2 separate regions of the Homo sapiens genome follow, and region 1 is linked to region 2. Evidence: chromatin loops called from intact Hi-C (ENCODE). Cell type or tissue: endothelial cell of umbilical vein. All regions are shown on one strand.

Region 1 (8,000 bases), 1.4 Mb after region 2:
ATAGTCCCAGGAAGATCAGGACAAGTTGGTCACTCCAGCTTCTCCATGTGGACAATAAAGAAAATTCAAATGACATCAAGTTTCATGTTCTAATCCTGGTAGTTCTTGATGGGGGTCTAAATTCTGTATTTTTTCTTCATACTTTGTGAGAAATCCTAATATCTTTCCAAAACCCCTTTTTGTTCAAGCAGTTCAAGTTTGGCTTCTGTCACTTGCAACCAAAAGTAGTCCAAATTTACACACCCATTTCAACTTCAATGTGATGAAAGTAAAAAAGTTAGAAACAAATTATGAATTGAACAAATTATGGTAAATCCAAACATTGTAATGTTTTGTAGCCATTAATAATTATGGCAGATATTTAACTTATTACCTGGAAAAAATTTTGATATATTTATCCATGAAAAAAGCAGGCTGCAAAGCATTTCCTAGTCTATAAGTCACCTTTAATATACACATATATATGTTAGGATTTCTCAGATGACACTGTCAGAAACTATAGTCAAACATGATTAGGGCCAAAAAAAGGAAATTTTTGGCTCATATAATGTATAATTAGGATTTGAGGATAATGGGATTGAAGGGGATAAGTTTTGTTGGTCAGGAAAACATAGATATGGATTGAGGTAGTTTCCAAATGAAAAAGGGATCCTGTTTTTATCCAAAGAATGGTAGGAAGGGCTACTAAACTAGAAAAACAATTACTTCAAATTGAATAGATTAGATAGATAGATAGATAGATAGATAGATAGATAGATAGATAGACAGATAGATAGATGGATGATAGGTAGACAGACATGGAAAGAAAAATATAATAGATGTGTGACCATGTTAACAGATATTTTATCTGGATGGTCATGTTATGAGCGATTATTTTTTCCTACCTGGAGCTTCTCTGTTTATGAGATATACTCTGACTCTCAGTCTCTTTTCCACTCTTTGATTTGGAGAGTTTGGAAAGCTACAATCTAAACTCCCCCTAATATTCTTGAAGCTAACATTCTGGATGCAAATTATCTATTTCCAGTACTTGAGAGAAATTGAGAAAATTGAGAAAGTCTGCAAGGCAGAATGAAGAAAAGACGATAGCATGTTCCTGCAACTCTTGGCTCTTGCTGCTGGCATTTTAGAAATGTGAGACTTTCCTGTAGCTGCATTCCAGATCTGTGCACCATTTTTCCGGGTATGAAACTGCAGAATGACATCCTACTCTGGCTTCCTAAAATCAGTCACTGTGAGAGGCAGCTGTGGCAGCAGTACTAGCAGCTGCTTCAGGGATAGTAGTAGCTCCTCTGTGGATCAGCTTGGTATTCTTTTGGACATCAGTCCAGAAAGTCTGGAACAGAACCTGTTCTTTCAGCCCTTCCAACAATAAGCAATAATAGTTGCTAAGTTGTAAGGAACTAATATCTTGTATTAAATTCCTTTCTACTTAAAATACTTGCACCAATTTCTGTTTCCTGCATTCAACATTACTGATTTGCCTATATTTTACTATATTGTGATTGTACATATATATATATATATCTTGTGTAATAAAACATACTTAAAAAGTCATTTTATTCCTCTCCAACACAAATTCCTTATTTAAATTAAACTGGTCGTAATGTATGCATTTATATTGTCTATGTCTCCCTCCTATCTACTCAGACTTAACTGGGAGAAACCACAGCACATAGTGCAGTAGCAGAGAATTCTGACTGTCCCCACCATGTGCACTGTGCTCAAAAAAGCAACAGCAGTTTGCGCAGGAAAACTGTTGGGTCCAATATGGCAGGACAAAAAGTTAGTGAAGTGGAGATATGAAGAATCTTCTAAACCCATGAAAAATCAGGGGTAGAAAGAAGTTTTGCAGAAGTCTAGAATTTCTCTTTGGGATGGTAAGAGCAAGAGCAAGAATGATTTAAAATTGTACATTTATATCATCTAATCTTTATGTATGCTTTCATTATCATTTTTTGCCCACAAGAACTCTGAATTTTGATAGTGTCCATTGGACTTTAAAATCATCTACCTCTTTGCTTGGCTGTGATTAATTTCCTCTTCTTTACTCCTATAGAAGAAAGTTGACATTAGATTGTATTATTTTGTGTCTTTATTAGTTTTTTTTAAGGAAATGCATATGGGAATTGACTCATATTAGACTCTATCAAATGTGTCAGAAGGGAGTTTCCAATCCTCATCCCTGTAGACATCAAGTAAAGAATTCTATTGCTCAGAGAAAACCAGTGACACCAGTTTGGATAAAGACTTTCTGACATTTTTTGATGCATTTGCATCACCTTACTTTCTTTTTAAAATGGAAACACACTGTACATACTGTTTACTACTCAATACTTTCTCTCAGCAATATATCATGAAAATATTTCCATGTCAATATACAGTTGAATCTATCTTTTTTTTAATGGCTGCACTGTGGCCCACTTTATGTATGTAGCTTATTTAACATGTATTCTGTTGATCAACTTAGCAATCATTTCCTGATTTGGGCTCTTAAAAACAGTGAGGCAATCTATAGCTTTGTTTACATGTGAATTAACTTGATTTGAAAAAACTCTTCAAGTGCAGGTTTCATCTGCCACCTAGCAAACAATGTTAAGAACTGGCCAGGTACAGTGGTTCACACCTGTAATCCTAGCAATTTGGGAGGCCAAGGCAGGACTGCTTGAGCCCAGGAGTTGGAGGGTGCAGTGAGCCACACAATTATACCACTACACTTCAGCCTGTGCAACAGTGAGACCATGTCTCAAAAAAGAACTATGTAGTTTATACAGTATGAAGCCTGAGAATGAATTTATGTTTTTATTATAGTTATAAAATCTGGGTTGAGGTGTAAAAGTCAGGAGCTATTAGTATATTGAGTGTAAACTTCTTCACCCTTTCTCCTGCAGCAGACCAAAAATAGATTCATGAAACAAAGAGGTTATTAGCCACTGTGGTATATGGATACACTTGAGAAGATTTATATATTTGAAATAGAGAATTTAGTCCACCACCAAAAGCAAATTAAACATGTTTTATTGTTCTAAAATACAAATGTATTATCAAAAATATATCAGTGTTATCAGTGATTCAGTAAAAGTTACAGCAGCAAAAAAAAAAATAAAGTAGATAATTTCAGTTAACTGAGAAAATAACTCATCTGAAAAAAAGAATCTATTTTATTTCAAGTGTATCCCAAGAAAAGGCTGGCAATGTGAGCTAAAGCTGAAATTAGTGTTATAGATGGTGTTAGGAAATCATATTTCCTTTAAAGTCCTAAACTCAATAAAACTTAATTCCAAGAACTCTAAGGAGGAACCTCCATGCACTCAGCATTGGCTTCATAATGCATTCAGCATGGCAAATACAGAGACAATCTTCTTAACAAAGCATACCTCCATAGAATCTCAAAGCTCAAAGGGAGTTTGAAGTTCATCTAATTGTTCTACCAGACTACTAGTTTATACAAATGAAACAGTAACTTATGTTTGAATATCTCTAGTTACAGGCAACACTACCTACCATAGAAATTTGTTCTATTTTTAGATACTCAGGTTTTTTGGTTTGTTTTTAGTTTTTTTTTTTTAATTCTTCCTGTAAGCTTTTGCTCTTAGAGCAGCCTTGCAGATACCAAAGTTATCATCTGCATCCTGAACATTCTCTTAAGGGGGAATAGCTTGCCATTGAAAAATATTCTGAATTCTTTAATTTAATTTTATTTTCCAGAGGCCTCTGATTTTTTATTTGTTCATTCATTCTGTCATGATATGATATGGTACACTCACTCACTGCAAATACAGCAGTGAGAAAGGTGATGAACATGCTTCTGTCCTCATGAACTTACACTAGGGGTAGGTAGGGCCAGATTTAGATGGAGGGAGCGTAGTGTGATAAAGTTTGTATAGAAAGAAAACGCTATAGAAAATGATTGGAAAGAATAGTATGAGACAGACCTGAAGAGGTGCCTTTTGGGCACGTTGAGGTTTGACTGCTTAGAGAAGTAAAAAGTTATTGAAGGTTTTTATAAAAATAGGAATGAAATGATCAAATTTGCATTTATAAAACATTGCTCTTGATCTCATGAAAGAAAACAGATTAGAGGGGGCAAGAGGAAGGTAAGTCAACTTCTAGTAGGCTATTGGATTGCCCCACTAGCTGAAGGTAGGAGATAGAAGGAAGTAATGTGGTATGTGAGAAATTGATTCATTTCACAGACATTTAATAGGCAAGTATTTAGAATTCAATGATCTGGCAACAATTTTTAGAAAATAGAGTTTCTGCTAATATGAAAGCTTAAAGTTATGAAGCTGTTTAATTTTTACTTCCTATTGTTTAAAGTGATTAAAGACTTAAACATTGGCAACAGAATAAACAAATACATTAAAATTGAACAGTATTTTAGAAAAATTCATGAAGTATTATAGAAGAAAGATTTCAAACCCTTTTTTTCCTGATTTGAACATGTCAGAAAGTGTGTCTGCAGTTTCCCAGATCTCCTAATTCAGTGTTTCATCTTCCTAAGAAAATCACAGTGGAGAAATAGAAAAGAGCAGAGGATTTATGGTATATGATAAGTACATACTTTATAAAAATGTATAATCTTCAAACATATAGAGAAACAGTACAATAACAATATTTAAATATGCTCTCTTTTTTGCAAAGACTATGAATAATAAAAATTAGAATATAAAAGTATTTCTTGCTTTCATGAGCTGGACCAGAATTCTTTAATTGTAAAAATAATACACTTAAAGTTGAAATTTGAAGGTATGGAAGGTAGAGGATTCAGACAATGCTCTTCACAATACTCAGATTATAAATCCTGTGATTCAGTAAAATTGAAGTTGTCTATTTCAAATGCAGACACTGATTTTAAAGACTGGTCACCTAGCTCCACCTTCTGGCTAAACAATAACTTTTGTTTCCTTACCCACTCCTGGCATAGTTTCATGAAGGTTAAATATTATGATGTTGGCGCCACCTGCTGGAATGTTTTTCTAAAAACAAACATACCCTAGAGATGGGAAATTAGATGGCTATACCGCAGAAATATGACTTCTAATTTCTCTGGAAAAAAAATATATATAATATTTGAAAAATAGCTAGATTATGCTAAAGAATTATTATGAATTATATTTATTCTTATGAAAAAAGTTATATATCCCTTTAGCAACTCACTTTCTATTTCCTCTTTTGCTGTCCCAATGCAAACCTTAGCCACAAAAGAAACTATCCCGAAATAGTTTAAGAGGAAAATTAATATTTGAGCACACTGAAATAGATTATTCCTTAAATTGTATAATTGTAAGAAGTAGATAGTATTAGTCCCCCATTTACTCACTAGAAAATTGAGATTTATTCAGTTTAGCTGCATCTAAATTATCTTATACCAAAATAAAATACAGTAAAATTTGAATTAAGGTATTTTTACACTGAATTTTTTGGTTTTTCTGCTCTACCTGTTTTCATTGCTAATTAAGGGGGGTTGAGAAAATGTGGATTGTAATTAAATATGATTTTTTAAGCGTCTGAAAAGATTTGCTAATCTCTGTTAATAGTAGGTCTTTGTCAGAAGTAAACAACTACTCTTAGCCAAGATCAATTTATTTCCTTTATTAGTTTTCCACAGGCTTCATGCCACACTTTCTGTTTGTCACCTGGGGTTTTTTTCTGCCTAGCTATCTCTAAAACCAATCATGATATTCAATATTCAAATCACCCTTATTGACATTTGGACAGAAAGGTACAAAAGAAGGAATAATAACTTGTTAATTATTCTAAGATCTTGATTAGATTCTACATAAACATTAGACATGCTAAAATTTCCATCAACTTAAAAATAGATGTTTCATTAATTCACTAATACTAATCTTATTTGATCTAAACTTTTTAAAGGATTTCCTTTTTGTGTTTTCATTGTTATATTATAGCTGTGCATAATTTGGAGTTACCTGTGATATTTTGATATAGTTATACGATGTGTAATTATCAAGTCAGGGTAACTGGGATATCTATCACATCAAACATTTATCTTTGTGTTGGCAACATCACAATTCTTCTCTTCTAACTATTTTGAATTATACAATAAATAATTGTTAAGTGTAATTTATTTACAGTACTATTGAATACTGGAACTTAATATGAGCCTTTTAAATGCATTTTCAATAATATTTTAGCTACTAATAAATGCCAGTCAGGATGCTCCATTGCAGCTGGCAAGGAGGACTCTCTTTAGGTTAAGTTGTGAAGAAGGATGGCAGCCTAGCAGAATGAAGGTGGATATGAGAAGCCTCCCTCATCTGCAGAGAAAACTATTAGTAGTAGGACAAAATAAGGCCAGCATACAGAGGGAATAAAGCTAATACTAAGATGAATAGTTATTATTTGAACAAAATTTCCTTCTGTTTTTAACCCATTATCAAAACAAAATAATAGTCTTTCCAGTTTGTTGCTTTCATAAGTGTTTCTGCTCTTGCAACTAAGGGAGTGCTAACATAGCTCTGCAAAATTACTTACTGATTAATATAGTACTAATACCTATAGTACTTATTGACTAATACAGTACTCCAAAAATATTTATTGAATTAATATATGTTGAATGGAATGACCTTATTCTCCTAAGTTCTCTGAGCTTTATTTCTTTACTCAATTATAAAAGTTAAGGTAATCGTACACACATTACCTTTTCTCAAATTTAATATGGTTTATAAATGTGCTATACAAATATCAAAGATCACGACATTTAACCTGCCATATTGTTCAACAAATGAATCCATGCACCCAGAAAGTGTTCCTTAAATATGTTATATGTTCAATAAAGGTAAACGTGTTTGCCAGAGTAATCTGTTTCCATGTGTCCGTTCTAACACGCAAAACCAGGTAGGGAGAGTTTTCCAAGGATTTTATAATTTCATACAGAACTGTAACTCACTGTTATGACAAAGCAAGTTAAGTTAAAGTATCAGTATAATGATTGCTAACATCCATATTTGTCATATAATAGGTGCTTGAAAGAAAATCCTTTGTATGAAATAATATTCCACTTACATTTTTTCTCTTTGTAAGAAAAAGGAAGTCATTCTGTCAATATAAGAGGAAATAATTTCTCACACAAGTTTTTCAGTTCTTGCTATCTGAAAAATATCTTATTTAGGATGCTAATCCAACTGTTAGTGTTCCTGTGATTGTATAAGTATCAGAAGAGCAATTTGTATTTATTTCTGTGATATTAAGTATGTAATGCAGTTTTCAAAGATGACTTAATTAAATACCTAGAATAAGACAAAATCAAATGTCTTTAAAAATGTCTTCAGTAAAAATAAGCATATCTTAATAAGGTTACTTTTTTTCTTAATAAATATTTATGTATGTTCTTTGGATAAATTTCCAATCTTCCATTCTATATCATCTATTTTCACTTTTGTCCTCAAAATAGCAACTTACTGTAGAAAATTATACAACAATCAAAACTAGAGAATACATAAAGGAAGAGATTTGTTATCTCTGTGAACTTGAATACAATTATTTGCTATTATACACAACGACAGTTTTAGTACACTCACCCTGTTATCATCCCAGCTTTCCCTTGATTTGAGATTTTAAGAATTATAAGTACTGCAAGAGGAGCTCTCTTCATTACTAAAACTTAGCTGAAAATTAATTTTTGTTCTAAAAATACATTGCATTGTGGTTTTTTTCTAATAAGTATAATCTAATTAGCTAAATAAACTGAAGACCGCAAAATAAGAAGTGGCTTCAAATGAGTCCCTTTATTCTCCTGTAAACTCATACACATACAGTATAAACCTAGAGGAAAATGGAGAGTAACAGGAAGCTATGACTTGCCATACAGACTCTAAGTCTTGAGTACTACTGATCCTAACATCAAGGTACTTTCAATATACAATTTCTAAAAATGCATGCTATCTAATAAAGATGCATCCAATAATGATCCTTTTAGCCACACCTTATCTAGATTAAAAGTTAAGTACTCAACAATTATAAAGTGCGACTATTAA
Region 2 (8,000 bases):
GCCTCCTTGAGCTGTGGTGGGCTCCACCCAGTTCGAGCTTCCCGGCTGCTTTGTTTACCTAAGCAAGCCTGGGCAATGGCGGGCGCCCCTCCCCCAGCCTCGCTGCCGCCTTGCAGTTTGATCTTAGACTGCTGTGCTAGCAATCAGCGAGATTCCGTGGGCGTAGGACCCTCCGAGCCAGGTGTGGGATATAGTCTCGTGGTGCGCCGTTTCTTAAGCCGGTCTGAAAAGCGCAATATTCGGGTGGGAGTGACCCGATTTTCCAGGTGCGTCCGTCACCCCTTTCTTTGACTCGGAAAGGGAACTCCCTGACCCCTTGCGCTTCCCAGGTGAGGCAATGCCTCGCCCTGCTTCGGCTCGCGCACGGTGCGCACACACACTGGCCTGCGCCCACTGTCTGGCACTCCCTAGTGAGATGAACCCGGTACCTCAGATGGAAATGCAGAAATCACCGTCTTCTGCGTCGCTCACGCTGGGAGCTGTAGACCGGAGCTGTTCCTATTCGGCCATCTTGGCTCCTCCCCTCGGGTTCTGTTTTTATCCACTCTATGAAATCTCTACCTTGTAGTTGGTGTTTTTAGACTATTTAATGTAATTATATATTTATATATAATTGTATATAAATATATATAATGTAATCATAAATTACAGATTAAGAATGGCATTTTATTATCTATTTTATCTTTCATTCTCTATTGCTTATTGCACTGTTTATTTTTCTTTGCCTTTTTGTGGATTACTTGAACATTTTTTAGAGTTCCATTTTAATTTATGCATATATTCCTTGCATAGATTTCTTAGTGATTACTCTCTATGTGTGTGTGTACATCATAAAATATATAGATGTCATAACCTACAGGTGTCACTATTTTACTACTTAAAAATAGTAAAATTACTTACTTAAAATAAATAAAATGTATCCAGCTTATCTTCCTTTTAAGTCTCTTCATTTTCCCAACTTTTAGAGTATACTTGTGTAACATATGATTGTCTATTTCCTCACTCTTACTTCAGTAAAATGAATAAAAACATATAGGTAACACCATATATTTAGTGAGCTTCTGGATTGAAACTGCATTCCTTTCTTTCTATAAACTTGAGAATAAATTTATGCAATACACCATTTAGAGAGGATTAAATTTTGTAGGCATTGTTATGTCAATTAAAATTAGGTATTAGATGCTTATATCTTTATATAAGGGACAAACTGATATTTGTGTTAGGGTAATTTTTTAGAGCAGTTTTGTTTCACACCAAAATTCAGAGGAAGGTACAGAGATTTTCCATATACTCCCTAATTTCAACACACCCCCAAGAGAATGGCACATTTGCTATAAAGAAATGATAAACCTACATTGACACACCATAATTACTCAAAGTCTATAGTTTAATATTTGAGTTCACTGTTGGTGTTGTAGATTCTATTGTCTTGGACAAGTATATAATGACAAGTACCCATTATTATAGTATCATACAGTGTATTTTCACTACACTAAAAATCCTCTGGTTCGGCCTATATATCCCTCCTTTTCTCTCTCATCCACTGGCAACCTCTAATTTTTTTTGTATTGTCTCCACAGTTTTGCCTTCTCCAGAGTGCCATATAGTTGGAATCATACAGTATGTCAGCTTTTCAGATTTTTTTTTCATTTAGTAGTATGTATTTAAGGTCTCTCCATGTCTTTCCATGACATGGTAGGGTAGCTCATTTCTTTCTAGCACTGAGTAATATTCCATTATCCGGATGTAATACTGTTTACTTCTCCATTCACCTACAATAATACCTTTTTTATTTGCAGCATTATTTGTTTCAGTAATGTCATATCTAGTTAAATGTGTAGTTTATCTGTATTGATCTGTCTCAGCATGCTTATGCTGTAATGGCTGAGTATGAAGGAATAAGCTTGTAGGTTATCTAAAGAGAACATACAACTTTCTAGAAAGAATATAGACAAAACCTTCTACATTAATGTATTTTTAAACATTACCTTTAGTAGCCATAAAATAAATATTACTTTGTTTAATTTAGATCATATATTAAATATATATATACATACATATATATGTATATATATATACATATATATGTGTATATACGTATATATATACATATATATGTGTATATACGTATATATACATATATATGTGTATATATACGTATATATATACATATATATGTGTATATATACGTATATATACACATATGTGTGTGTGTGTGTGTGTGTGTATATATATATATATATACACACACGTATATACATACATATATATATTTGTCAACCCCCATGTATTGGTTTCCTTTTGTGGTTTATCCCTTGCATTATGATAAAGAATATAAAACATGTTTTTTAAATGCATCAATATAAGACTCAAATAAGCATAGTAAGAACTTATTTGGCACTGGACTTGGTTCACAGGCTGTAACACTAAACCTTTCCTTGACTCACTGCTATCCTTTCCCCCTCAATGGGTGTTGTTATTTTAATTCTCTGTGTCCTAACAGTTACTAATACATACGTGTTTAGTACATAAAGCTGAAATACTTATCAACCTAGGAACTGTCGAGCAAGAGTGAGATTGAAATGTTATAAAAGATATCTCAGAAAAAAAGAAAAGGTAGCTATTATTATTAATTAACAACAGGAATAGAGTCTCATAGGTGAAGATATAGTGCAAGTGGAATCATAAAGGAAGGATCACCTGGGAGAGTGAGAGCGGGAGGACAGGGACATTATAGCAAAGAACTCACCAAAGAGATAATGTCTGAGCTGTATCTTGAAAGACGATTTGCTTTTTAGACAAGGCAGAGTGAAGTGCAGGGGCACAGGTAAATAGAGAAAACCATGTACAAAAGGAAATGCCTAAGCAGAAAGACAGGTGATAGATGAAAAGTTGAAACAGAAAGCTATGTGTAGTAATTTATGTTTTCAATTACCATCAAAATGGAAGCAAATGGAGCTAGATAAAGTCAAAGGTTAGATCAGGAAGTTGGCCTACCCTTAAATGTTACTCATGCACAGTACAAATGAATGCCTATATGCTTTTCATCTAAAGTTTTAGAGGTTAGAAATTAAACTGTTAATGACATGACATATACCTTTATAATTGTCTGGAAGCACAGACTCAAATTTAGAAAACTTCTTAAACTTCTTTAGCAGAATGAAAGCAAGAAGCTAAGAAGAAAGCTGGCCCCTTGGTCTGCCTCTCCTCTTTTGCCACACCTAGCTCAGCCTTGCACAATAAAAAAACCTGTCACTGATGTCTGTGGCCACCCTGGCCCACAAGCCAAACCATACCTCCCTAAAGCAGGTGCCCCATAAATATTCCTAAACTGTAGCCCCTTTACCACATAGATTTCTCATCACTAGGGTAAGGATGTAACCAGAGGAGAGCTGGAATGATGCCCTCCAAAGCACTGGACCCATGGCCTTATATTCTAATTATAATAATTTGAACATTATCTTGCAAACTAAAATGAGTTATTGAAGAAGTGAATATTATATATGCAGTTTTACTTTTCATATCGCTATAAATTAGGGCAAAACATGAATAGGAATAATTTTTCTTATAAGGAAAAGCAACATAATAGTTATATTCTCAACCTTCTTCAAAAGACTTCATTCATTAAAGTACTGTATAATAGAATTGTCAAACAACTAAATAAAGTGCGCACAACAATTTACCATGTGTAATACTCCATGTACTTCACGTACCTGAAATAATTCTGCTAAACTGTGAATTTAATGCTGCTAATGAGACATTTCAAACAATAGGAGTAATAGACTTCCTTTAAATAAGATTTGCATATCTTTAAGCTAAAGCTTACACCACCACTGCTCTGGAAATCCTTTGATCACCACGACATAAAAAGAACAGGAGGAAGGAAATGGGAAGAGCATTTGAACATGGACCTGGAAGTGGAATGTAGAAAGCCAGGTTTTCAAATAGCATTATCCTTTTGTTTTTCATCTACCCATGAAGAATGCAGGCTGAAACTCCAGAATTTTTTTTTTTTTTGAACACTTGTTCATCCACACTGTGAATCACAGACTAAATAAACATGAGAATGGTGACAAATGAAGGAATATCTTAAAGAGAATGCCAAACACATTAACATTGTTTTGTCTTAAAACTTCTGTACCTAAGGTTGTCAGGGGGAGGGAAGAGAAACTCATTTAATGAATTAAAAATGAGAGGCCCAAAACTCCAATTTTTCATTAACTTTTCATCCAATAGGAATTATTTTGACCACAAGAAGAATCCTTTTTTTTTTTTTTTTTGTTTGAGATGGTGTCTTACTCTGTCACCAGGCTGGAGTGCAGTGCCATGATCTTGGCTTACTGCAACCTCTGCCTCCCGGGTTCAAGCAATTGTCCTGCCTCAGCCTCCCAAGTAGCTGGGACTACAGACTCATGCCATCATGCCCAGTTAATTTTTTTTTTTTTTTTTTTTTTTTTTTTTTTTTTTTAGTATAGAAGGAAGAGTCTTTATCACAAGGTTCAGGGAGGATAGCTACCATCAGTGCTAATTGTGTTGATGCCAGTGGTTTTCCTGTCACTCCATGATTCCTGGTCAAGTAGTTGTTGGGTTAGTTGACACTTTAAGGTGGAAAGAGTTAAAGAGGTGGTAATACCCAGGTTCTAGAATACTGATTCATATTACAGAGACTATGGGAAAACTTGTTATTTGCAACACAATAGATATTGAAAGTCCCATTCCTGTGTGAACCATAGGTCTTAGTGAGTTCTTTGGGTATGTTTGGAGGATTTCTCTTGACTATATTGGGCATCATAAGTGGCCTAGTTCAAAAGTAGAACCCCTTAGTCCATTTCCTTCAGAACAGGGGTGATTAATTTTGATTGTCACTGGCTCTTTGAAAATGTGATAAAAGCCTGAACTCACAACTTAGAAAAGCACATGTAGCCACTCAAAACTTTTCATGCAATTTCAGGGAGTTCCTAACCCACTTTGGGCCTACACATGGGGCCTCTTAAGTGTTCTGGGTCTATTCCTCCAGAAATCATGGGATCCAAGGTTTCCTAATACAAAATTATCTGCATTTAGTTGGCATTTAGTAAGTACTGATTGATTACATACTAGTGTTTTTGCTTTTTTGGAGATAAAATGGAATTGATGGTTAAATATTTCCTAAAAACTTGAAAAATTATTTTTCTACAAGGAACTGATTTTCCAGTACAAATGTTCAATTTACTTAAATAATTCAATTTAATGAACATATGCTGTGCAACAAATATCTTCATATATACATGATGTCAACAAACATGTTCATGTACATAATAGTATATAAAAATAATAATGTTTAAGAGCATAAGCTCTCATGTCAGATGGACTGGGTTTGAATTGTTAAGACTCCTTGTACTTCAGTTTAATAAAACATAGAACAAATTAACATGTGGTACATATGGTTGTTATTTCAATTAAACAAATTTAAGCATATAAAATGTAGCAAAATATCTGACATAGCAAGTGCAGCTAGTACTTGGTTGTAATTATTATAAGAAAAAAGTTTATTATGCAAGAAAAGCTCTTTCCAGATATACACTTAATAAAAAGCAACTGTTAAGAAAGTTTATATCATATGAGGGGCTAAAATTTACTGTTGTAGCTGAAGTAAACACTTTAAATGGGTTATTTGACAGAAATGTATTGCTTTATGGTTTATCCTTTGAATTATTGTAAAGAACACAGAAGAATTTTTTTTAACACATCAAGATAAAATTGAAGTGCAGCCATATCAGTCCTGTTGATCAGTTCTTCTTTCTCTAGACAATGCAGTCAGAGTAAGAAGAGTATAGGAGAGAGAAACTGTAGGTTGATTGACTTAGGTTAATTTGAGTTGAGTAGCAATTCCATATTTAAATTTTCAGTCCTCAGGGAGAAGATGTTGGACTATTAAAAGAGCCTGCACAGATTCTTTCCCTTTGAGATAGATTACACTTCTCACTTAAACATACACTTAAAATGAATGGGGAAGGAATATAAAACTTGCTAGTAAAGTTGTGAATGATATGATAAAGTGTTTATAGAATAAATCTCATGCTGGAACTTACTCTGCTATTTATTTTCCAAAAAAAGCTTTTGATTTTGTTTTGTTTTGCTTACTACTGGAGAATTGTTTTGAGATAACATAGTCACTGTATATTTGAATAGCTAACTATTATTCCTGTTTCAATACAATTGCATTGAATGTGCAAACCTACCATAATTCAACCTACCATTTGTGAACAGCTTGAAAATACAGATAAGGGACTGAATGCAGCTCCGGATTTTATTTTATAATCTAGCTAGGCATCCAGGAGGCAAAACATTATTTTTTTTTCTACTTCATTATCATTGCAAAGTCCCACAAGAGATGTGCAGAATTGTCTCTATTTTGCAGAATGTCCTAGGGGATGAAGGTTACAAATCCTGTCCACTATGAAAAAGTGCTAACTTTCACTGCCAACATAGTCCAGGCAGATTTATTAGAGGGAAGCTTGACTTTGTACTTATTTCTTCTGATTCTGTAAATTATAGTGTCTGCAGAATAGATCACCAGGGAAAAGGAATCCTTCTCTTCGTTTCTACTTGTCTTGGAGATAAAAGTTTAACAGATTCTACTTCCTGTACAACTGCAGTCTAGAAGACAATCTGCTCATAAACACTGACTACATCCAATAGCCAATTTTTTAATAGTCCCTTGGAATAACGATACTAGATTCAAAATTTCACATCTTTGCTCACATTTTTGCACACTTGAAGTGATTTTTCACTCCCTACATTTACACAAATTCTATTTGTGATTTAAGATGTTAGTAAAACCTCATCTACTCCATAAAGTCTTCCTTGACCGCTAGATATAAAATGATATCTTGCTCCTTTCTATAGCATATGCTTTCTGTGACTTTCTTTTAAAATGTATAACTTCCTGCCTCAGCAAATGTGCATTTGGCTATTGTATGTAATACTCCCAATGAGCTTGTCAACTCTTCTAAAACAGAATCATATCTTATACATGGAAAGCACTCATCCCTATTCTTAGATCCAGAGTCCACTAGAAGACCTTGTTCTTGCTTGGGCCTCTGCCAAGTCTTCAAGCTCCAATCACAGGCTAAAACAGGGGCTGGCAAATCACATTTCATGGGCCAAATCTTGTTGAATGCTTCTTTTTTTCATAAATAAAGTTTTATTGGAACACAGCCACATCTATCTGTTTACCGATTCTATGGCTGCTTTCTCCCTGGCAGAGTTCAGAAGTTACAACAAAGACCATACACCCACCAAAACAAATTACATTTACTATTTGGTTCTTTATGTGAAAAAAAAAATAGACTAACCCCATGCTACAGACATAGAGGGCTAGAGACCTTCTCTCTCTTTACCCTGATTTTGCAGCTGTGGTAAGGTTAATGAGCTGGCAGCATTATCTTTGTTATTACCTTCCTCATCCAGTCCCCTCCTTGCTCCAGTAAAAACCTGCCTTGTTCCATCTTATCAAACTTCTGGATCCTACATTTGAACTCACAGAAAAGGCTTATGTTAGACACTGTTCTACTCTCTGTTTGAAAGCCACTAAACCCAGCATCATGACCCCCTTTTCTACCCTCCCCATGCTCTAGGAGCTCAGGAAATAGAAGAAAAGCAGGGGAGTTCTGGCTTAGCCAAATGAGAATGAGAATCATTCCAAGTGCATTGAAAAGGCTAGAATGGGCTGGGCATGGTGGCTCACACCTGTAATCCCAGCACTTTGGGAGGCTGAGACAGGTGGATCACGAGGTCAGGAGATCGAGATCATCCTGGCCAACATGGTGAAACCCCATCTCTACTAAAAATACAAAAATTGGCTGGGCGTGGTGGCATGCGCCTGTAGTCCTAGCTACTCAGGAGGCTGAGGCAGGAGAATCACTTAAACTCAGGAGGCGGAGGTTGAAGTGAGCCGAGATCACACGACTGCACTCCAGCCTGGGCCACAGAGTGAGATTCCTTCTCAAAAAAAAAAA

Evidence for each region. Hi-C counts contacts between places; a loop is a spot of excess contacts. Peaks named below come from ENCODE experiments on the same cell type or tissue, not always from the same donor. Only the 100,000 strongest peaks of a DNase experiment are listed, where the experiment ranks them.
Region 1: a loop joins it to region 2, with 5 times the contacts of the local background. A loop is called at or near these places in 2 of 110 quality-filtered maps.

Annotation. Positions count from the first base shown.
Region 1 is chr11:22,872,999-22,880,998 of GRCh38, reverse strand. All of the region lies in intron 3 of LINC02718 (long intergenic non-protein coding RNA 2718), which reads right to left. Among named protein-coding and RNA genes, the nearest start is that of CCDC179, 17 kb to the right of the region's middle. RefSeq lists a silencer at 1,102-1,396. In endothelial cell of umbilical vein, a CTCF peak has its summit at 4,932 (motif pointing left); a DNase peak (open chromatin) is centred at 4,918.
Region 2 is chr11:24,320,476-24,328,475 of GRCh38, reverse strand. The region is part of intron 1 of LOC105376595 (a long non-coding RNA gene); the gene reads left to right. Among named protein-coding and RNA genes, the nearest start is that of LINC02686, 57 kb to the right of the region's middle. In endothelial cell of umbilical vein, no CTCF peak of the experiment used is centred here; a DNase peak (open chromatin) is centred at 3,945.